Regions from separate parts of the Homo sapiens genome. Here all the other regions are linked to region 1. A link is a loop called in an ENCODE intact Hi-C map of the cell type or tissue named here. Cell type or tissue: HCT116. All regions are shown on one strand.

Region 1 (8,000 bases):
TGGTGTTCTGTAATCAGTGATCTTTGATGTCACAATTGTAATTGTTTTATGGCACCACAAACTGTGCCCATATGAGACAGCAAACTTAATCCATAAATGTTGTATGTGTTCTGACTGCTCCACTGATCAGCTGTTTCTCCATCTCGCTCCCTCTTCTCAGGCTGTTCCATCCCTTGAGACAACACTATTGAAATTAGGCCAAATAGGAACCCTACAATGGCCTCTAAGTGTTCAAGTGAAAAGAAGAGTTGTGTGTCTCTCACTTTAAATAAAAAGCTAGACAGGAGAGGTGGCACATCCTGTAGTCCCAGCTACTCAGAAGGCTGAGGCAGGAGGATCACTGGAGACCATGAGTCCAAGGCTGCAGTGTGCTATGATTGCGCCCGTGAACAGCCACTGCATGCCAGCTTGGGAAACATAGTGAGACCTTGTCTTTAAAAAGAAATTAAAATAAAAACAAATATAAATTAAAAAATCAAAAGCTAGAAATGATTAGGCTGAGTGAGGAAGGCATGTTGATAACTAAGACAGGCCAAAAGCTTAGTCTCTTGCACCAGTTAGCCAAGTTGTGAATGCAAAGAAAAAGTTCTTGAAGGAAATTAAAATTGTTACTCCAGTGAACATGAATGGTAAGAGAGCTAACCAGCTTTATTGCTGATATGGAGAAAGTTGTAGTGTTTTGGATAGAAGATCAAACCATTCCATTAAGCCAAAGCCTAATCCGGAGCAAGACCCTAACTCTTCAATTCTGTGAAGGCTGAGACAGATGAGGAAGCGTAAGAAGAAAAATTAGAAGCTAGCAGAAGTTAGTTCGTGAGGTTTAAGGAAAGAATCCATCTCCATAACATAAAAGGGCAAGGTGAAGCAGGAAGTGCTGATGTAGAAGCTGCAGCAAATTATCCAGAAGCTCTGAGATCATTGATGAAAGTGACTACACTAAACCACAGATTTTTAATGTAGATGGAACAGCTTTATCTTAGAAGAAGAGGCCTTCAAGGACTTTCACTAGAGAAAAGTCAATGCCTGGCTTCAAAGCTTCAAAGGACAGGCTGATTTTGTTCATAGGGGCTAATGCAGCCAGTGACTTTTAAGTTGAACTCAATGCTCATTTACCATTCCAAGAATCCTACGGCTCTTATGAATTATACTAAATCTATTCTGCCTGTGCTCCATCAATGAAACAACAAAGTCTGAATGACAGCACATCTGTTTATAGCATGGTTTACTGAATATTTTAGGCCCACTGTTGAGACCTGCTCCAAAAAAAAGTTTCTTTTCAAAATATTATTGCTCAGTGACAAGGCACTTGGTCACCCAAGAGCTCTGATGGAGATGTACAAGGAGATGTTGTTTGTTTTCATGCCTGCTGACACAATAATCATTCTGTAGCCCATGGATCAAAGGGTGATTTTGACTTTCAAGTCTTATTGAAAAAAAAAAATACATTTGTAAGGCTATAGTTGCCATAGATAGTGATTTCTTTCTTCTTCTTCTTCCTTTTATTTTTTTTTGAGATGGAGTCTCGCACTGTCACCAGGGCTGGAGTGCAGTGGTGCGATCTCGGCTCACTGCAACCTCTGCCTCCCAGGTTCAAGCGAGTCTCCTGCCTCAGCCTCCCAAGAAGCTGGGATTACAGGCACACACAGATGGTGATTTCCCTAATGGATCTGGGAAAAGTAAATAGAAAACCTTCTGGAAAGGATTCACCATTCTTGATGCCCTTAAGAACATCTGTGCTTCATGGAAGAAAGTCAAAATATGACCATTTGGAGTTTCTTCCAAACTCCAATTTCTTTTGGAAGATGTTGATTTCAAAAGTTCAAGACTTCAGTGGAGGAAGTCACTGCAGATGTGGTGGGAATAGTGAGAAAACTAGAATTAGAAGTGAAGCCTGAAGATGGGACTGAATTGTTGCAATCTCATGATAAAGCTTGAATGGATGAGGATTGCTTCTTATGGATGAGCAAAGAAAGCAGTTTCTTGAGATGGAATCCACTCCTGGTGAAGATACTGTGAACATTGTTAAAATGACAACAAGTTATTTAGAACATTATGTACACTTAGTTGATAAAGCAGTGGCAGAGTTAGAGAAGATTGACTCCAATCCTGAAAGAAGTTCTACTGTGGCTAAAATGCTATCCAACAGTATCACATGCTACAGAGAAGTCTTTCATGAAAGGAATAGTCAAATTAACAAGGCAAACTTCATTGTTGTCTTAAGAAATTGACACAGCCATCCCAGGCTTCAGAAACCACCACCCTGATCAGTCAGCAGCCATCAGTATTGAAGCAAGACCTTCCACCAGAAAAAGATTAGAACTCACTCAATGCTCAAATGATTGTTAGCATTTTTTAGCAATTGCATATTTTAAAATTAAGGTATATACATGTTTTAGACACAATGCTCTTGCACACTCAGTAGACTACAGCATAATGTAAAGGTAACTTATATGTACTGGGAAACCAAAAACATTCACGTGATTCACTTTATTGCAATATTCCCTTTATTGTTGTTGTCCAGAACCAAACCTGCAACATCTCTGAGGTATGCCTGTCATTGAAAAAAAAATAAGTATGTGTCAGGCAGGACTTTTGTCAGGACAGTGGAGATCTTACAAAAAAATAGCCAAATACCATAAGAGTGTTAAACTTAATTTATCTTAGACTTAGCAACACTATTTATTAATTTAGAGATTTTTAGCCCCTATCAGGCAGGGATAAGTGTACCTAGCATAGTTTTTGGAATTTGGATATGCTCAATGGATGTTCATGTTGTTCAAAAATTGAGAATCTACTCTATGCACAGCACTGTTATTGCGAATAGATAGTCTTTCAAAAATATAGGTTAAGGCCTAACAATGTCTAATTGAGTTTTCTAAGGAAATCTCATTATGAGGCCTCATAGTTCTTCAAGATGTCTCCAGAGCATTCCATTCTTCAGTAAGTAAAAGTAGCATTTCTATATTTATAGAAAAAATTAATTCTGAGTGTTTCAAGGCCAAAGATACCAGCTAAGGTTACTTTTTATTCTTCAGGGGAAAATTTATGCACAAAATGCTGAAGGCTGCAGTGACAGTCACTGAGTTGGAAACGGAAACTTGAAAACTGATTTTACTTTCTTTCTTTCTTTCTTTTTTTTCTTTGAGACAGAGTCTCGCTCAGTCGCCCAGCCTGGAGTGCAGTGGCTCGATCTCCGCTCACTGCAAGATCCGCTTCCTGGGTTCACGCCATTCTCCTGCCTCAGCCTCCCGAGTAGCTGGGACTACAGGGGCCCGCCACCATGCCCAGCTAATTTTTTTTTGTATTTTTTTAGTAGAGACGGGGTTTCACCGTGTTAGCCAGGATGGTCGCGATCTCCTGACCTCGTGATCCGCCTGCCTCGGCCTCCCAAAGTGCTGGCGTGAGCCACCGCGCCCGGCCTGATTTTACTTTTATCAGTGAAGTATTACAACATAACTTTATTGAATAAAACACAAAATAAGCACTCTCAAAATCCATTTAAACTTACATCAAAAAAAAAATTCAACCAAATATTTCATTTACCCAGAAATAAAAACTTTATGTTAGAGGACAGAAAGAAAAAGAAAATCGGGGGAAAAATGTATTTAAAAAGGTCATTATTCTCTTCGAAATTCCAGCAATGATACTAAATAGTAATATCAATGAAAAGCCAGGCTTCTAAGAAGTGTTGAGTACTTCCTGTAGCTATTATTTTACGTTCTTCATATAGAATTCTTTTTTTTGTTGTTTTGTTCTGAATACAAAGAGCCTGGCTTTTTCACTTTTATATTTTCCCACCTTAAGTTGGATTTTTACAAATGGAGGCATTCCTTAAGAGTTGACTTAAGAATTCATTGATTTAGTGCTTGATGTTAATTTTTTCAATAACCACTAAAGCCTGTGCGATACCCTTCTTTTTGCCCAAAACATGTACTTTAAAAAACAGCTAATTTTCATGGAAGCAAAAAGAATATAACCACATCCTCAAATCTGGAAAAAGTTGTATCTTACTTTCTACTTTTGTACAAGTTTCTGAGAAAATGTAATGCTCCAGTACTTTGGAAGTAAAAGTACTGGAACTTTTACTTTTTCTGAAAAGTTCTTAGAGCTACTCAGAAGAAATGAGAAAGATGCGGTATCAGGGGGAGGACAGGGTGGGAGCTGGAGGGGCGGGTTGAGCGCGGGGAGGGTAACGGATAAAGGAGAACAAAGCAGAAGTAGCATGGACTCTACTGCCCTCTAGTGTTTGGATTCCAGAAGAAGATTAAGGTGTTTCCTGGCTTTCATGTGTTCTCTTGTGGGTTTATTTTTCCCTGGAGAATTTTAACCAAATGGGAAGGTGTTCAACCAAGTGACAACATTGCCTGAAGTATCAGGAACAGCCACGTTTACTTCATCAGTCATAATGATCATCGGATTTTTTCTCTGTTTACTCAGGTCAATGAGGAAAACACATCAAACACAGAACCAGCACTTTAAAAGTATTGCTGGAAAGATTCTTTTCCCCCCCAATAATTTAAAAGCAGAGTTTTTAATCGTCTGCACATTTCCCCCAATCTCTTGCATTTCTTGTGAGCATCTAGTTCCCTTTTAACACCTTGAAAAGCCCCAGAAGTCTGAGAAAGCTGGCCCGGTGGTGTCACTGTTGCACTGTGCGTGCACAGATGAGCACTGGTTGTTGAAATCTAAATGGCTGATGCTCCTGGGGTGTTCCACATGTTTTAATGTGGGTGTAAGCTATTTCATCTGCTACACTTACTTCTCTAAAACGTGTAGGGTAATCCTTACTTTTTTATTACTAAAATTTCCTTATAAATGGAACTTGCATCTTCTTATAAAAACATTTTAATGATGTTCATCACTAATCTAAATTTATCCATTTGCAATGCACTTCCATTTACTGAATGTGCTTTATAACCATATATATGCCAATTGACTATACAATGTACACATGCTTTTCTAAGTGCACAAAATATTAAATTATCCACAAAATGGCTCTGCCTGGTAACTTGATATTACAATCACTATTATACAAACATAAACATTTAATCAAGCTTGTATAGAGAATTGTATCAACAGTAAACACAATTGTAATCAAAATATCTTTTATGTTTAGTCTTGTTTCTATGTAGTTGTCACAAGATTTAGTAGCTGGCACAATAATAAACTGATATGGTAATTTGCCTGATATTGCTATGGGGAGAACAGATAAAACTTAACTGAGCTCCAAATCACAGATATGATGTAATAATCAGTGAACTTTAATACTTGCTAAGCAAATTGTTCATCCACACTTTCCTACTCTGTTAAGGAAAGAGTTGAAGCTGAAAAATATTTCAGGTAGCTTCTTGCTAGAAATTTGTATACATTAGAATATATATATATTCTAATGGTTTAATGTCTGAACTATATATGTATTCTAATATATATTCTCTCTATATATATTCTAATGGTTTAATGTCGGAACTTTCAGAGTACAGCTCAATAAATTAATGGTAATAATTTGCTACTATTCATTCATCTCCTTTCACCAACTTCAAATGTACAAGATTAATGCTTGTTTAATTTCCTTCAATTAAGCTAACATGATAAGCTACTTTTATAAATTATTTAAGTATTGGATTCTTGAAAAAAACCAACATTTTCAAATACTTGTCTTAAATTAAAAGTCACTTATTATCAGAAAACCTGAGTTTTAGTCCCAGTTTCACCATAGATTATTGGTAACATTAAAGATGGCTCATCTATAAAATTAGGGGGTTGTATTAAATTCTTCAGTAATATAAATTTTTAAATTGTATTGAAAATCAAAACTTCTTAAGCCTATTAAGGAGTTTGGAATGATAGCATTCTTGGCTCGAAGTATATATAATCAATGTTTTGGTCAAATTTAACAAGCTAGAAAGATAACAGGTAATTGGAATATAAAAATACACCCATGTACAAGAACTTAATGAGTAAGAACAGCCAACTTAGAAACATATTTGACCATGAGAGGACTGGCTTGTACTTTACACTCTAACCTTCCAATATCAACTAAATTATTTCGTTGTAACTTAGTGGATTTGCCAAAAGCTGACCCAATATTTCCCTCTCCAGCTCCATGCTTCCTGCATGTTGGACAATACACAGAGGTTTTTCTTTTCACCACTCGAAACTCAGTTAACTCCTCAAAAATAATAAACACATCCTCTTGACCCTTTCTTGCTTTCAACTCCTGTCCAGTTTCCGTAGGAAAAATATACTATACAACATGCTAACTTAAAAAGAAAAAAAAACTATTATAGCCTGCTCTGTGACACATCTGTTACACATTATGGAAGTAAAAAGCCGAAGGAGCCCCAGTCCTTCTGGGGCTAAATAATTCTATCAGTTCAGAGTTGGTGTGGTATAGCTGTGTTTCCCAAAAATGTATTCCTTGGAGCTTGAATCTCTCTCGATATTTTTGTTCCCCAGTGAAGATTTACGATATATTGCTATATTTGACATTCTGATAAGTCTGTCAAAACAAATTTCTTTAACTGTGTTTAAACCAGTGTTCCAACACTTTATTTTTGGAGCATAGATTTTTGTTTTTTAATAAGTAATATAAAACATTTGAAAAATACTGTTCCAGAGATAAAAATTTATGAGCGCAAAAAGAAAGATGAACTCTGATTAATAATAGCTACTATTTTTATATGTTCATTATATTCCAGGTACTTTCGACAAGATACACTTTAACACCTATTAGCTCATTTGACATAAAACTTTCTGAAGGATAAGGAGTCTGAGCTCAGCCTTGAAGAATGAATAAACCAGGAATATGTTGAGGAAAAGGTCATCCCAGAAAACGGTAAGTTTAAACGAAACTATGAGGCCAGTATATGCCAATCTTGTTTGGAAAATGGCAAAATGAATGAAGGAGCTAGAGCTTCTTTAGAACAAAAATGAGGAATTAGACTGGAGCATTAGAAGCTAAGTTGTAGGTGCCTCTAGTACTAAGTAAAATGTGGACTTGTTTTTTCTAAGCAGTGGGGTGCCTAAGACACATTTGAGCCAGGAGTGGCATGATTAAACAACTGGTCTAAGCCAGTTTTGTCAGTGATACATGGAGCGCAAAGAAAATAAAAACCACACATTTGGAAGTAAAATCAGGATGCATAAAAGACCTGTACTTTTCATTTCTAAAGCATCTGAACATGGCCAACAATTTTCTTCAAAATCTTAAGTGTTTTGCTCATCACCCTGCTCTGATTAAGCCTAGCTTTCCTCAAACATTAGCATCTAGCGCGTCACACACACTAGTTTTTCCATGTAACTTCATTTTATCAGAATACATTAGTAGTGCTTAATTGTCTCATTCAACTATAAAATTTTAACCCATGTTGGGAGTTAAATATTTGGGAGTGATAGAACCCATCTGATAAAGCACTGGAGAGGTGTGGCCAGTGAAACAGGAGGGGACCCATCAGGGAAGAGGGGCAGCTTGGTCAGTGGAAAGCACAGGGCGCCACGGCAAACTGCCCGCCAAATCCAGACAAAGGCTTGGCAAGCAGGAGGGGAAACTCAGATAAAGCCCAGGTGCATTTCATTCAAAGCGTGGGCAGACGATAACAATGACAAATGCAGGGCAGGCGGACCACACTTGAAAATGTAAAGCATGTAGGCCAGGCATGGTGGCTCACACCTGTAATCCCAGCACTTTGGGAGGCAGACGTGGGTGGATCACTTAAAGTCAGGAGTTTGAGACCAGCCTGGCCAACATGGCGAAACCTTGTCTTTACTAAAAATACAAAAATTAGCCGGGCATGGTGGTACACACCTATAATCCCAGCTACTTGGGAGGCTGAGGCAGGAGAATCACTTGAAGCTGGGAGGCGGAGGTTACAGTGAGCCGAGATTGTGCCACTGAATTCGAACCTGGCCAGCAGAGTGAGACTCGATCTCAACAACAACAACAAAAAAAAAGAAAAAAGAAAAAAGAAACTGTAAGGCATGCAGTATGCAGTAATTGGGCA
Region 2 (8,000 bases), 370 kb before region 1:
AACAAAATTTCCATCTAAATAGTAAAAGAAATTGATTAAATAATAACAAAAATATGATATAACTAAATTGAAAAATGTAAGCAAGGATGAAGTAAAATATGTTGGTGAGCAAGGCTATGATAAAAGCTGAGTCCTCATCATCCAAGGTAGAATATCAAAACTTACTGTCTCTAAATTTTTTAAAAAGATAAAAATACATTTAAAAACAGAGGCAAAATTAGAAGAAATAATTTGAAGAGCTGAAAAAGTTGTATGAAAAAGTGTCATCTGTGTATAGGAAAGGCTGGGGCAGGAGACCTTGATCATTCTTTATCAGCCTTGACTTTTTTAAATAAAAATTTTTAAAAAGCAGGTGATGCTTCTGGAAACCTCGGTGAAGAATGATTTATTTCAGAATGTATAACACTAAAGCAGAAGTTCATTCTTAATGTGTTCTCCTATTATATAGAAGTATTTAGACTTCTAATCTGGGGAAAAGAGAAAAAAGGACATGGCTTTCAAATAGAAACTTAGCAAAATGAGTAAGAAGAGTCATTAAGCACTTTGATTAAATAAGTAAATTACACATGGAAATACACTCTGGCATTCTTTTTTATTTATGCTCCAAAATATAGGCTTCTGGCATGTTGTAAAATGTATTTCTCCATTGTTATTTCTTTCTGGTCTTCAGATTTACTCAGACTTTTGCCACTATATCTGCTAAAAACTGAATAGAATATTACCACAAGATGGCACCTTTGAACATATTTCAAAATGTTGATTATGAACATCAAATGCCTCCAACTGAAATGAACAGTGAAGACACCTGTTATTCCTTTTCTGGTTTTAAAAAACGTTCATGTGATTCTTGAAAGCAGAAGAAATGAAATTTTCATTTGAGTAGAAATGGGTTTGTGTGATTAATAATCTCCACATGGCTGAAATTTCCAACTAAATAACAATGACAAAAATGTATCTTCTTTATCGACTAAAACTCTCTTGTATACATTATCCCCCTTCATCATGATCACTGATCATAAAGCCCTTCCGGGCCACAAAATGAAGAGTGAGTGGCATATCACCCAAATGGTTCCACGTACAATAGATGATTATGCCAGGACCAAAGACATTGATAATTTCTGACAAGGGTGAAAGGGCTAGCCAGCTCTGGGAATCGTCTGCATTCAGCTGCTGAGAATACAAATACTGAAATCACAGTTAACTGTGTACATGTACACTTAAAGATTTCAAAACTAGCCTGAGAAGCCTAAAAAAATTATTTTAACTTACCTTGAAAAAATTATAATTTAGAGAAAAATTGCAAGAATAAAATAAATTCCCATGGACACTGCACCTAGATTTAACAATTGTCAGTATTTTGCACATTTGCTTTTTTACTCTATCTCCATGCATGCCTATGTGCGTATCATTATTATGAACATTTTTCCTGAACAAAATTGAAAGTAAATAGCAGATATTATGACCTTTTATCCCTGTTTTAGTATGTGCCTCCTAAGAGCAATGGCATTCCCTTACATAATCACAATACAACTGTCAGGAAATTTAAAATGGATGCAATACTATGTTCTAATATATAGCCCATATTCAAATTTTCCAGTTGTTTCAGTAGTATCCTTTGGAGTGATTTTTTAAAATAACAAACTCAACATTTTGAAGAAGAAATTAAAAAATGGCACATAAAAATATAAACAACATAAGGGAAACTTAAAGAGTAGAAGAAAAGGCCAAGAGAGGACATTCTATCAAATTTCCTTTAGGGGAAATAAGTCAACATCTGTTTGTGATAGGCAACATGATAAGACTAATTCTATATTCAAACAGCCCTAGTTTGGCTTCCTGTCTCTTCCATTTATTAGCAATGTGTCCTTGAGCAAGTTGCATTACTTCTCTAAGCCTGTTTTCTTTATCTGTAAAATAAAGGCGGTTCTTACAAAATAGTGATTTTTAGAACATCAGAAGTGATAATGGTAAGTATATCTCCCAATACCTAAAATGTAGTACTTGCTTAACAAATTTTAACTTTTATTCCTAGAATAATGAAAACTTAACTCTTTCCAGCTACCTCCTTAAAAAAATGATTTGGAAAAAAAGAATTTATCTCTTGGTTCCCAAGTTAAATCTCTTGGTTCGTGATACCATGTTGCACACGGGTTTCCATCTGAACACTCTCATCCCACTGCCATTGAAGGGCATGTCACAGCTAATTATCTGTCATCACGCCCTGTTGCATAGGCAGTACCTTGCCTGCTGCTGCTGGGACCTCAGTGCTGTCTGTTGATTCATTTGCATTGCCTCCTGAGTGTCTCTGCTGTGTATGGATCACACAGAATGAAGCTCAGGGGCCAACTGGCAGGCCCATCTGAATTGTGGAACATATCTAAGTCCCCTCCTCATTACTTAGTGAGTAATGTGGGGGATGTTCCCTGGTTCACACACCCTGGCAGTGTAAATGGTCATCTGCTGCCTCATCTGCTTCTCCGCGTCTGGGGTGCAGGACCAGATCGGCTGAGGAACTTTGCTAGCACTTATGCAAATAGCTGTGGGAGCTCCTGGGTTTGGCAACATTCCTTTCAGTAGCCTCATTTGTGGCTGCGCCGTCTGCCTCTTTTGTGCTTTCACAGCTTTGTGAGGCAAGCTCAAAATAGATCTCTCCCATACTCAAGTTGTATTTATGTCCCTTTACCATGGAAAGATTGAAACCCTTCCCAATACGTTTAGTGCTCCCTGTTCGGTGTCTGAGTGACTGTGATGTTTCAATTTAAACTCTAAAAGAACATGTATTTGAGGCAAAATCAGACTATGCATATCTAGTTCTGATTCCCCAAATTAGACTTAAAATATATAAATAAATTCTTACAGCATGTGTAGACATAGAACAAGTCCCAAACTGTTAGGCATATATGTATAATACCATAATTTTGTTCCAATACAAACTTCATTCTTTCAAATAAACTGCATAATATATACTTGTAAAAAAATCTGCCTTCAATTTATTTTAAAAAATTATCTTCAAACTACTGACTTCAGAAAGTAGCTGTGGCCATTCAGAACAGGGCATTACTGAGTGACAAGGATACTGTTTAATCTTGGTATGAATTCTTATTTCATTAAAGGATGAGGTTTCTTAATTTTTCCTTCTCTTTCCTCCATATTACTCTATACCTTTTACTATGAGATACTCCTATAGAAACTAAATTTAAAGTCTACCTAGAAAAGAAAAAAAAAAAAAAAAGCATTGTAAATAAGCCCCAGCCATGAGAGTTTTATCTATCTACAAGCGGCTGTAAGAACCACTGGAAATAAATGATACCTAAAGCTGTTTTCCTCTAGGTGTCAGTATACTCCCAGAACTTTTAAAGCTTAGATTTAATGAAAAAAGTAGGAGCACAGTAAAATAAATGTTTACTGCTAGTCCATACTATTTATACATTTGAAAGATTTTTTTTGAAAACTGAACTAAATTTGCCACTATGAATGTTCATCTGCAGATGACAGAATAGATTTTGTACTAGAAAGAACAAGATATGGCTATGATATATTTCTACAAACACACATTGTTTTTTCCATCTTTTTTTGGCATTGGAAAGCCCTATCATTCATTATTGGCTATCATAAGTTACCTTGTCCTGTGGACAGACATTAACATTCTAAAATTTCAATAAACTTTGTAGATAATTATTGATACCCATTACAATAATTGGGCTCAATTTAAAATGCTCATTGGCAGGAAGTCTTGCATTATACCTTTATCACCAATGGCGTAGATTTGTTTAATTAGACTAACACAGAATTTTTAAAATAACACAAGATACAAATATGTTAATGAGTGTGTGACTGACATTTATCATAACATGTATTCTATTAAAACACTGTCATCCACATTCCTCCAGTCATAGAGAATCCTTCTCTATTTTCTCTCCAAATTAAGTTTCCTGAGGAGGCTGTGTATCAACTGGATGACTCCCAGTGATCAAACCAGGAAAGTAATAGTGACACGCCTGCACCGATAGTTTCAGTGTATTTAAGAAATTCATTACGCCCTATTTTGTAATTTTTCTCCAAGCTTTATTTTGAAAACTGTCAAAGCCCCAGAAATCTGAAAAAGCAAAGCAAAACAATGAAGACTTGTATAGACTATTTATTTCAACAGTTGTGAATATTTTGTGACATCATATTTCTCTAAATAAATACCTTGACATGTAATTTAAGCAAAACATGTTTCTGAGGAGATCATATAAATTATTGTTAATCAAAATCTCAGGTAATGTAAATAGCTCTGTCAGTTTTCCATGAAGCCCTCAATCCAATTCTTATATGACACACAAGGAATGTATGGATAGATGTATGTGTCTAAATTCCTGCTGGTATGATTGTAGTCCTCAAAAAACGCTGGAGATCTGGATCAGGTAGATAATCACATACAGAGCAATCAGGAAGCAAAGCCAAGTTGATAGGATCTTTGAGATCCTTTTCAGAGCTCCTACTTCAAAGCCAGCACAATCCCTACCCTCCGAAGAGCCAATCAGTGCACTTTACGTCTCATATCTCTACCATTACTCTGTTACCTGAGCAAAGTCTGAAAACCACCACTGGAAAATTCAGAAATATAATTCTAATGACCTCACAGATAAACCTCTCCAATTATGGCAAAATCAGGTACCTCTCTGATCACAGACAGGAACTTAGAAATAACTAAAAACTAAAAAAAAAAAAAAAAAAAAAAATTACCATGATGGAAGTGACTCTGCCAACTATAATGGATGAATATTTATTCATTTCTTAGTTTGGATGGGTGACAAATTATTAGCCTTTCTTAGGCACCAACTCTTAGTCTACTCAAGTTTCTTCCATAACCTTATGACTAACCTAACTGATCATGTCACTCTCATAGTTCAAGATTAAATTTCATCTATCAGTGTTCTCCAGAGAATAAGGTTGGGACAGTGTCAACTTTTTTTGAGACTTTATTTTGTACTTTGTCAAAACATTAAATAATTTTAATTCTGCTTAAGTAAATTTTTTTTAAGAATATCTTTGAAGATCTCTAGTGAAATTATTTTATAAGTTCAAAGTACTGTTTTAGTTTTATATTTGCTACTGTAACAAATTACAACAAACCTAGTGGCCTAAAACAAGACAAATTTATTTTTTTCACTTCTGAAAGCTGTTTTTACAAAGTCACCGGGCTGACACCCATGCATGGTCAGGCCTGTACTGTCTCGGGAGGTCTTTTTCTTTGCCTTTTCTAGCTTCTACAGAAAGTGTCATACCTTGCATTCCTTGGTTCATGGCCCTTTCTCTATCTCCAAAGCCAGTAGGATCATATCTTCTCTGACTCTGCTTACATGTCCTTATGTCACATGGCCTTCTTTGCCTCTGTCAAATCTCCCTCCATCTTTACTTTATGCGAAAATTTGTGATTGCATTTAGGACCCACCCACCAAATAATCCAGGATAATCTCTTCCTTTGAAAGTCCCTAATTTAATCACATCTTCGAGGTCCACTTTATCACATAAGGTAACATTCACAGGTTCCAGGTATTAGGACCTGAACATCTTCGGGGGTCATTTTTGAGCTTACCATAAATACTCTCTTTGTGTGCCCATTTTGAGAAATTGGCTCAGTTATTACCAATAGATAAAAATGAGGCCAGTTCCAAATTCTTCATTTTTCTTCATTAAACTGCTGTGAAAAGTTTATTCTTAGACAGTTTTCTGGCAATGATAGAAGACACTGAATCAAGACTGTAAAACTGACTGAAGAATTCTGCTTTTACCTCATAAATCTTCCCCCAAATTTCCTGCTCTCCAATTATTTTTCCTCCTCTTTACATGGAATCTTTTTATGCTATATTTCTACTTAGAATACTTCTATGATAGACATTTTGGTTTCACCAATTAGCAGAGAATTTCAAATTCCTCCTCTAAACCTAGTTTGTTTATTGGTTTGCTTTCCTTTTCTTTACATGTTCATGTAATTAAGATGGCTTTAGTAGTCACAGCTTGCACAAGAAAGGTTGACTCACCTGCCCGTGTGAAAACATCTTTCAGATTTAAGAAGAGTCCCAAGGGAGCATCCCGAGTTTATTGCTCTTTGCAGGCTATAAGCTCTCCTTAAGTGATCTCAACCATTTTCATACTTTTAATTACCTTCCCTAGGCTAATAATTCCTGAATCTCTATATTTAGCCTTAGACACTGCCATGAGCTTCAATTTCACATATTTAATTGCTGGCTAGAGAAATCCATTTGACTAGCTCTCGAGACTTTCAAATTCCAAATACCCAAAATGAAACTATTTCTTTTCCCTATAAAACATGCCTCATCCCTCCTCAGCTAAAAGTGCTACCATCTATGAGACACTTCAGGAGAAACCAGGCAGTCAATTTGGATTCCTCCTTTCTCTTTAATCTGCCAGTTGGCCACCCCACCTTTATAATGAATATACAACATGTCTGCTCATGAATCTTCAACAAATATTTTTCAAGTCTCTTCTCTCTCGAATTTTTCACCACTGCCTAGCTAGACCTCTGCAACCCTTTAAAAAGGCCTACAACATTTTCATTTCCTGAAACTTTCAGTATGTTAACATACTGAAAAAAAATGCTAAGTTAGTTATCACTGTATATATATTAAATACTAAACTGAATGAACTAATGGTTTCAATGCAAGTAAAATGGTGCTATTCATGAGAAAATTATAGGGCTTATAAAAAATTCAGACTGCGTTACGGGAAATATGACTAATATTGAAATACAAGTTTAAAATTGTTTGATAATATGTTCTTTCAAAACTGTCAGTGTTTGTCTGAGATTGAATGCATACTTTCACTTGAAGATAATATTAGATGTCTATATTTGAGAGTCTCTGAATGTGAGTCCAATACCACACGGCCTTTCTGTAACTTCCTCTGTCCTGCCTCTCCTTCACTGATAGAACTGAAGCCTGATCCACCATAGTTTTCTCACTGCCTCCAAACAATGCTCCTCTCTTCCAAGGCTTGATTTACTAAATCTTAACTATCTCCCTGCCTCACTTAACAGAGTAAAGGACAATCTCAACATGGTATTTTATGCCTTCTGGGACCAGTCTGTGATAATTTGGCAAGCTCATCTTCTGTCTCTTCCTCTTCCCAAATTTTAAGTTCTAAGCCTATGAAATGTTTGCTTCTCTGAAAGACCCATACGTCTTCATACTTCCAGGCTATTGTTCATGCTGTTCCCGCTAGTCTACTGTTTATCCACCTAACTACTTCTCAGTAGTCCACCAGGCAAGAGTCATTCACTCCACATAAACTTCCCTCATGACCTTGCTGGGTGCAGTCCTTTGCAATGCAATTTGTCCAAGGCGTATCCTTGACAGTTTCCACACCTTCATGCTTGTGATATTGTGTTCTTGGTGGGCAGAAACCATGTCTTACTTATTTTTGTGACCAGATACCCTGCAGATGATCTAAGACAGGATGGAAGCAAATTGATATTTATCAAATTGAACAAAACTGAGTGAACTTGGAAGGCACTGATTTCACAACTTCTAACTTCCACAAGGTGGCAATATTTTATTCTCAATAGAGAGCAAATCACAAAAATAGGAACTTAATGCAAGGATGGTGTTCAGTATAGATATATAGGTATGTCATTATTTTAGAATATATATATATCGAATATATATATAATAATATATTGAACTCCAGTCACGTGTATGTGCCTGTGTAGAGTGAAGCTGTTCTCCCAGCTACCCATTTATACTAGTGCAAACTGTCAGCGGACAAGTTGATATTTCCTTTACAATCTTTACAAAAACATAGTTGAAAAAATATTAAATTAGTGGGCAGTGGTTAGAGTAGATCTTCCTAAATAAAAGGGACCTTGTACCCTTTTCATCCATAGTGTTATCACCCAAAGATTTTCAAAAGTAGATGTGACACTGAACTTCAATTCTTGGTATTAGTTGGGCGTGGCGGTAGTAGTAGTCCCAGCTCTTGAAAGGCTGAGGTAGGAA
Region 3 (8,000 bases), 390 kb before region 1:
TCAATATCTTGCTAACTTTCTTATTTTGGAAATGTCTAGTTGTATAAACTAATCCTCTTAGTTTTCTTAGCACTACTTAGAAGTCATGTGTCTTGTGTTGGAATTTCACAGAAAATGTTTCCTAAGAAAATGTGAAAAATAGGCAAAAAGTTGGAAATGCCCTGGGAAGAAAAAAAAGAAAAGAAGCAAACCAAATGTATGCTTGCAGTTATAAAGTTAGAAAACAAAAGCTGATATGGGGGATAGTTTTCAGAAAAGGAGTATATTGTACTGATGTCTGCCCCCTAGCTGCTTTCCAGCTCTTCCAAAGTGAACACAGTAAGAGTACGCCTAATCAGTTGTCCCAGCATCCTTTCTCCAGTGATCTGAATGCCACCACTGTCACAGGTCAAGTTTCTGCCACATGTAGATCTCTTCCTGAGCTTTCTGTTCTCCTCCTTGGATCATATTATTATTTGTGCCTGTGGTAGTAACACAAGGTTTAATTATTAGACACCCCCTACCTCATCTTATTTTTCTTCTTCAGGCATGTATGGCTCTTTTGATTGTTCTTCCATATAAAAATAAGAGTTATGTGAATTTGTTTTCTTATTATAATCACCACATACTTATTCTACATGTATTATTTTATGCATCAAGTATTATTTTATGAACTTAAATAAGAAATACTCTAAATAAATCAGCAGGAATTAGATACATATTTTCACCATTAGATTATTTAGCAATGTATAGGAATAAGAGAAGTGATAATATATGAAAATTTCCTCTGTAGAAGTTTAAAACTTAGAATAAATTTGTATTTGTTTGGTATGCTGAATGCATGATCCCACCTTGTGGCAGAGAACTGAAATTGAGGATCAGGATGTCTGCAGATGCCAAAATGTTTATACTCTTTGTGACCAGGCCATTGTATTTTGGCCTGAGAGTTTTCTAGACATTTCCCAATCACCCTGATGATTGGATACCAAAATAAAACACAGTTTAAATGAGTGAATGCAATCATAGCACAGGAGGGGGAAGAAAGAGGAAGAGATTTTCTTTTCATCATAATTTTTCTTGTCAATTAATATAACAAGTCTCCTAACTCAGACACATAGTCTCATGACAAATTGAAGAATATTTATTTTAGGTTAAAATATTTTTAAGATTATCCCTTGTCTCACTGCAAGAGATAAATGGCAGACATTTTATTTATAAGGCAAAGGAAAGGGAAAAACTATCATTTTATTGAACATATATTATGTATCTGATATAGTATGAAATGCATTGATATAGTATCCTATTTAGTCTTCATAACAATTCTCTCTTCTATTACTGTTCTTCTTTAATGATCTTGTCCATTTCTGTAGTTCCATTCGTCATCTTTTACTGGAGACCCACACGTTTCCACCTTTAGATAAAACCTTCTTTCTTTAAATATTCCATACCCATGTCTTCACATGCTTGTTGCATAGTATTTCTCCAATATTCAAAATTAATGCGCCAAACTTGGTGGATTGAAAATAGTTAATATTTTATTGCAGCTAACGTTCTTCCAGCCACCAAAATACCATCTTTGAATCAACATAGAAAAACACTGTTCTTTATTCACAGTACTTCTCAAATATATTTTCTTCTTCAGACATGGGCAACTTTCCATTTATTTTTATGTGGAAATTCCACAGGACTTTGGTCCATAGGATGTTAGGTGCAATGGCAGAGTTTGTCCATATGCAAACAAATTTAAGAATCACTGGAATAAAAAACAAACTGGTTTATTTTTTATATAAACTAGTTTCTTTACTGTCAGCATTTTCTACAATGGAACTCTGTGAGGGCAAATTAGAATGTAATGTTTTGAAACTCAAGTAATTAATATTTGTTTCTTGGGATTTATTGATAGCTTCCTGAGCAGTAATCCCCAAAACATCAGCTTGAATTGATAGTCTAGCTAGTGATGGTGAAAGTTTTGGGTGATAATGTACACTCAATAAATAGTTTCCAATCCCACCTGAGGCATATGTTTTAGTTACATATTATTTAAATTTCATTATGCTAACTTAACAGGTTCTGATTATTACGTTAATTATAAAGCATAGAACATGGGAGGCTTTCTGAATGAAGGAAAAGGAATATGAGTTGAAGTTGTAAAATTATCTCTCACCAGCTTAGTGGATTGTTTTGCTTGTCCCTTTACGGTACATATATTCCTTTCTGGAGACCACTGGGACAGAATGATGCAAAATTTTCCTAACCAATCACCTCTCCTCCCACCCATCTAAGGTTTTGACTTCTCTCCACTTCCTAATAAATCACACATAACTTTCTTATCTTGATACTTGATTTTTTTTTCACAATATAGCTCTGGTCTAGCTTCTTTTCTTTCCTACAGTCCACTACTATCCTGGCACATACTCCAGGCAAACTATTTCCCAAACAGGCCCTCCCCCTTTTTTTGTTTATTTTACAGCTAACATGATCTTTTCCATATAATGACAGGCACCAAACAACTCTTCAGCACCTATTCAATGCCAGGTACTGTGCCAAGTCTGTGGGATACAAAGTTTTTTTTTGTTACAGATAGGGGGTGTTATAGACAGAAGAAAGTGTATCATCTCTTGCCATTTCCTCTGCCTAAAATGTTTGTCTTGTAAAATTTATTTCACCTAAGAAAATTTTTCTTAATCCTATGGGGCTTTGTGTAAATCTCTCTTCTTTATAAAGCCTTTCTGGAGATCTGACTGGGCAGGATCTCTCTCTCTCTTTCCCTGCTCCCTCCCACCATCTCTCTTCTTTAAGGCTCCTATCATATTATCTATCCCTAGTATCACAGTTCTTTGTTTGTTACTGCCCTTCACAAAGTTTCATTATTTCTCACATTAATTGCTGAAAAAGTTGAAAAATGTGTGTTGGTTGACATATGTATCACTTTCCAAAGAAATGTAAGGGTTTTTTTTTCCTTATTTCTCTGAAGGTTTAAATAGACAGCATTTGCATACAAAATATCACATATATGTGACATAAAGATTTTAGTGTAGAACTAGATTTATGAGATTATTTTGGCAAAATTCAATTTTCCATGGAATTTTCATTTTAATACATTCTTGTGGAAGAAGCATATATTGATTTAACAAATATCAACACCTGTATCTGTTAGTGTGATTCTTTTTTTTCCTTCAGATACTTTTATGTATCTCATATCTACTTGATTCAAAGAAATGGGACATGGTAACTTAGATTTTCTCATTTTAATGCTACCAAGTATGCATTTTTAAATTTTCTTTTCTACCAAGGAAAACCTATATTTCATATTCATGCTATGTATAAAGTTTTAAAGAGCGACAATAAGAACTCCAAACATTGTGTAAATGTTTCCACATCCCATTTTTTTCTGCAGGCACCGAGGATGGGCCAATTAGGAGAAATCCAGCTGGAAATGTGGCCAGACCAATGGTGCAACGTCTTCCTGAACCACAGGATGTCGCTCAGTGCTTGGAAGTTGGTTTATTTGACACGCCTCCTTTTTATTCCAACTCTACAAACAGTTTCCGAAACACAGTGGAAGGCAAGTAAATGAAATCAGTATTTTTAAAAGATCTAGTTATCAGAGAAAACTGAATTATTCAAAAGCAAGTTTCTTTGAGAAGGCTTTGAATAGTATATTAATCCTGTGTGTTTATGTGAATGAGATTTTCTATTATGATACACCTGCTTGAAAAAGGAACTTTCTTAAAAAGAAGAGTCAACCATGAAGCTCTTTTCATTATAGGTGAAGCCCTTGGAAATCATGCTCTAATTTCTTAAACACCCAAAAACTTTTTAAATTCAAATTTCTGGTAGCTAGCTGGCCAATATGTAACTATATCAAGGTCTCTAGCATTGGCAAACAATATTCAAGACTTTGACAGTGTATTAAATTAGTTTAGTTTTTTTTTTAAATAGAGTAATAAAAAAAATTCCAAACAATTAGTTGACACTGAGTAAAGCCTTGCTTGCGCATATGTTTTATTTAGGTCCGTATTAACCTGTAACTTTTTTCAAAGGTCTGTACAAATTCAAATTAGCATCTACTGATGCTTAACTTGGTTTTCCTTATTTCACACAAAGTATTTTAAAGCTGAGGAAAGTGAGGTATAAACAGGTAAAATTACTATCACAAGATATTCAGCTAGTTACTAACAGAGCGTAGGTTCAAATTCAAGTTTTCAAAATCCAGTGTCTTTGTATAATAAATTTTGATACCTCCAAATGATGCTTGATATATATATATATTTAAAGTCTTCAAAAGAATATAATTACTTTTATCTTATAAACTTGTTATTGTTAAATTTTTACCTTCAATATAGCATTGTCCATGTCTAATGCATCCCATCTCCCCAAAAAATGCAAATACATTTCTCTGCCCTATGATCAGAGATACTTGGTATACAAATCTAATAATTATTTTTAATTCTCTCACCTTTTAGTCTCAAAATTATATGCCATATTAACCTATTTTTGATCATTTTAATAACTACCTGAATGCACTGATTTGAATATGATTCAATAAAAAAAATCACTATATTTTGGCTAATCTGTAAACTAAGGCCATCAGCACTGATGTTTTAAAAAATGTACAGATTGTGTCTTCTTAATGCCCAATCAGAAGACAATTATACTTATTTCCTGACAAAATGTATAAAAAGACGAGTGTCAAGCCACGTTCCATATATATCACAGACAATCTTTAAATGTTTTTGAGTCAAATAACAATGGAATAGATGCTTGAAAAAATGCATAGGTGGCTAAATAAGTGGCTACAACTATACAATTCATCTTAGATGAAGAGAGAACTGGTTAACATATTTTAAATTCTGATTTCATTTTATAATGCACAACAATTCCCTGATCTCAACCCTCTGGTCCTTCAACCCAATTAGACAGCCTACATTATAGACCCTCCATTTTTATTTATGACCTGTCTTATACCAATCCTTGTTTTCTCCCTTATATATGGAATATATATATATATGTGTGTGTGTGTGTGTGTGTGTGTGTATATATGTGTGTGTATATGTATATATGGAATTGAGATATTTATCAAAAGCTGTATAAATGTTTTGACAGTAGGTTTTCCCGATGTTTAAAACTAGCACAAAGATGGAAAGAAAGCCCTGAGGAATTGTAGCTTCCCCACAAAAAATAGTTTTCCAAAAATAAACGTGCTAACAGTCATTCAAAAATAAGGTAGGAGGCTGAAGTAACATCTGGCAACTTAAGTTCCAAGACAACCAGAGCATTCTTCTCCCAATTGTGTCAGCAGTTTTTAGCAGAAACTGGAGATTTTCACTATCTTTATTCCCATGTAGAACAATGTCTGCCTTGTCAAATAGAGTGTCTATATATTTTGACTGGTATCCTTTGCAGGTCATTATTTTTAACCTGGAGGCTACATTTAGAATGTCATGCCACTAGCATAAAACCAGCCTAGCTCTGGGTATAGCAAACAAATGTCATCAACCATAGGTACAGAGAAGCAGTGCTGTTATATTAAGGCAAAAATTGGCCTGACGAGCCTTGAAAAAATTGTTTCCCAATATAATCATTGCTATTACCTGGAAAAGTGAAATATTTGCAATAGTTTTACTATTCTCCTCCTTACCATGTGTCTAGGTTACAGTGACCCCACGGGAAAGTATGACCCTGCTGTTCGAAGTCTTCACAATTTGGCTCATCTATTCCTGAATGGAACAGGGGGACAAACCCATTTGTCTCCAAATGATCCTATTTTTGTCCTCCTGCACACCTTCACAGATGCAGTCTTTGATGAATGGCTGAGGAGATACAATGCTGGTAAGACATTTTCATATGCCTTTTGCATGCTCAGCTGGGCGGATTGTTTAGATGGCATAGTTATCAGTTCAAGCTGAGCACTCAGCGCATAAAAACACTTTCAAAATAAGGATAGCATAGCTGTAATATCAAGTCACTTCCAGACATTCAATTCTACTTTGAAAATGCAGGCAAGAAGTCTCTCCAAATAGTTATTATAGGATGATATTTTTAACCATTTGCTGGGACTAACCAAATCATCTCTCCTAATTTTTGCTACGAAAAAATGGCTACTATGTTTCACAAATTGTTCTTACCCTCATCTTCCAACATAAATTCTCATTACTTTTAAATATAAATGAGGAAAACCTTATAGAGCTCTTCTTTGATATCCCAAAAGACTAAAAATTTTATACCCATAATCCACAGTTCTTATTTTTATTACTTAATGGCCCCTCACAAATAGAAATTGTGTTCCACTTGAAAAGTTAATGTTGGCTTTTATATCACACTATAGGAAATCTCTTTTAAGTTCATTTCAATGCATTCTTTAAAATACTATTTAAAAGGCCTCTTTCTCTGCCTTCCTATGCAGCTGAGAGGCTAGCATTATTTTTCAAACAATAAAAGTGCTTCCACTGGTTAAAACATCGCAAATTTTCATAGGTTGAAAGCATTCTAAATTTTGGCTTTTGTGCCTTTAGCTCATAACGCACATAAACCTGATATTGTAGCTTAACTACCTATTGATTTATGTATCCATTAGGCATGCTTTCATTTCTATGTGTGTATGTGTGCAATAACGTCCTCTAATCCAACCTAATTAGGACCATTAATTGATGAAATTGATGAAAATAGTTTGTTCCATCAAAAATTATTTAAGAAACAACTTACACATAAGCCTGTAATCGCAGCACTTTGGGAAGCCGAGATGTGGGGATCACTTGAGCCCAAGAGTTTGAGACCAGCCTGGTCAACATGGTGAAACCCCGTCTCTACTAAAAATACAAAAATTAGCCAGGCATGGTCATGGGCACCTGTAATCCCACCTACTGGGGAGGCTGAGGCAGGAGAATCACTTGACCCTAGGAGGTAGAGGTTGCAGTTAGCCAAGATCACACCACTGCACTCTAGCCTGGCTGACAGAGACAGAGTTAGTTTTCAATCAGTTATGAATTCAGTTATTGCAGTTTCATCTCATTTTCATGTGTATTTATATACATAATGACAACCATAAATCTATAATTTACACTGTCAGCTTTTTTAAAAGTGAAACAATAAATGAGTGACTTTTGAAATACAATATGAGGGCAAATATTTTAGCCATACACCTTTAACAAATCTTTCCAAAATGTTCAATTTACATACTATAAAAACAACATCCTTCTCTTTGTTTTACAGTCATGATGACCACTTTATGTTTGTTTAACTAGATTACTTTTATTACAGTAATGAGTAAACTCAAATTAATAGGTTTAGGAATTAACAAAACCAGCTTTTGTTAAACATGCACTTCTGGGAACTACATGGCAATGTTCAAGTTGTATTTATTCAGTTATTCACAATGCCGTGGGTGTTAGTAAACTTTTTAGAGGAAATGGAGACTATTCAGTAACCTGGCAAGTCTCTTAAGTGGAGTTTTCTTTCACCTATGAAAGAAAGGAAAGATATTCCTTCACCTTGTGTATCTTGGCTGAAAATATAATTATTTCACATTGATAGCAAGTTGTTAAAGGTTCTCCAGATTTTAACTTAAAGGTCATTGATGAACCAGAAAAATACCTTTTGAACATTTTTTTCTGACATTTTCTTTGTTTGCAATATGTGTAGCATAAGGTTTCTCAGTAACTTGAATTGTAGTGGGAAGAGAAATACCGTAAATAAAAAATAGGAAACTACCCTGCAGCACATTTCTGATAAAATGTGGCCATAAAATTATAGGATAGGTCAATGTAAACACTTGCAAACTGCATGAAAGCTAAGCTGAAACAATTAGCCTCCTTCTTAAATATTCCTTGTACCTGCAAATACGTTTTAGAAATCAGTGTCATAAAACAACTGTGAAGAAGAGAAAGAAAAATTAGAAAGATTAAAAAAATTTATAAAACTGTCTGTAAAGCAAGAGTCTTGTTTAAAATAAGTCTAGGAGTGGAGGGATGGAATTCTTTTTCAAAATGATTGAAAGGTTTTTACAAATATAGAAAGCTCTT

Evidence for each region. Hi-C counts contacts between places; a loop is a spot of excess contacts. Peaks named below come from ENCODE experiments on the same cell type or tissue, not always from the same donor. Only the 100,000 strongest peaks of a DNase experiment are listed, where the experiment ranks them.
Region 2: it touches region 1 in a loop (8-fold over the local background); 81 of 110 quality-filtered maps call a loop at or near these places.
Region 3: it touches region 1 in a loop (6-fold over the local background); 38 of 110 quality-filtered maps call a loop at or near these places.

Annotation. Positions count from the first base shown.
Region 1 is chr9:13,084,695-13,092,694 of GRCh38, forward strand. No RefSeq gene overlaps it. Among named protein-coding and RNA genes, the nearest start is that of SNORD137, 120 kb to the left of the region's middle. In HCT116, a CTCF peak has its summit at 4,244 (motif pointing left); a DNase peak (open chromatin) is centred at 4,257; H3K27me3 peaks cover 1,666 bases.
Region 2 is chr9:12,716,309-12,724,308 of GRCh38, forward strand. All of the region lies in intron 3 of LURAP1L-AS1 (LURAP1L antisense RNA 1), which reads right to left. Among named protein-coding and RNA genes, the nearest start is that of TYRP1, 27 kb to the left of the region's middle. In HCT116, CTCF peaks have their summits at 738 (motif pointing right), 3,332 (motif pointing right) and 7,505 (motif pointing right); DNase peaks (open chromatin) are centred at 3,333 and 7,529.
Region 3 is chr9:12,698,895-12,706,894 of GRCh38, forward strand. It overlaps TYRP1 (tyrosinase related protein 1), which reads left to right. Exons shown (of 8, transcript NM_000550.3): 5 at 3,377-3,544; 6 at 5,632-5,811. It overlaps LURAP1L-AS1 (LURAP1L antisense RNA 1), which reads right to left. Exons shown (of 4, transcript NR_125775.1): 4 at 1,105-1,732. Among named protein-coding and RNA genes, the nearest start is that of TYRP1, 9.5 kb to the left of the region's middle. In HCT116, CTCF peaks have their summits at 269, 832 (motif pointing left) and 3,447; a DNase peak (open chromatin) is centred at 3,457.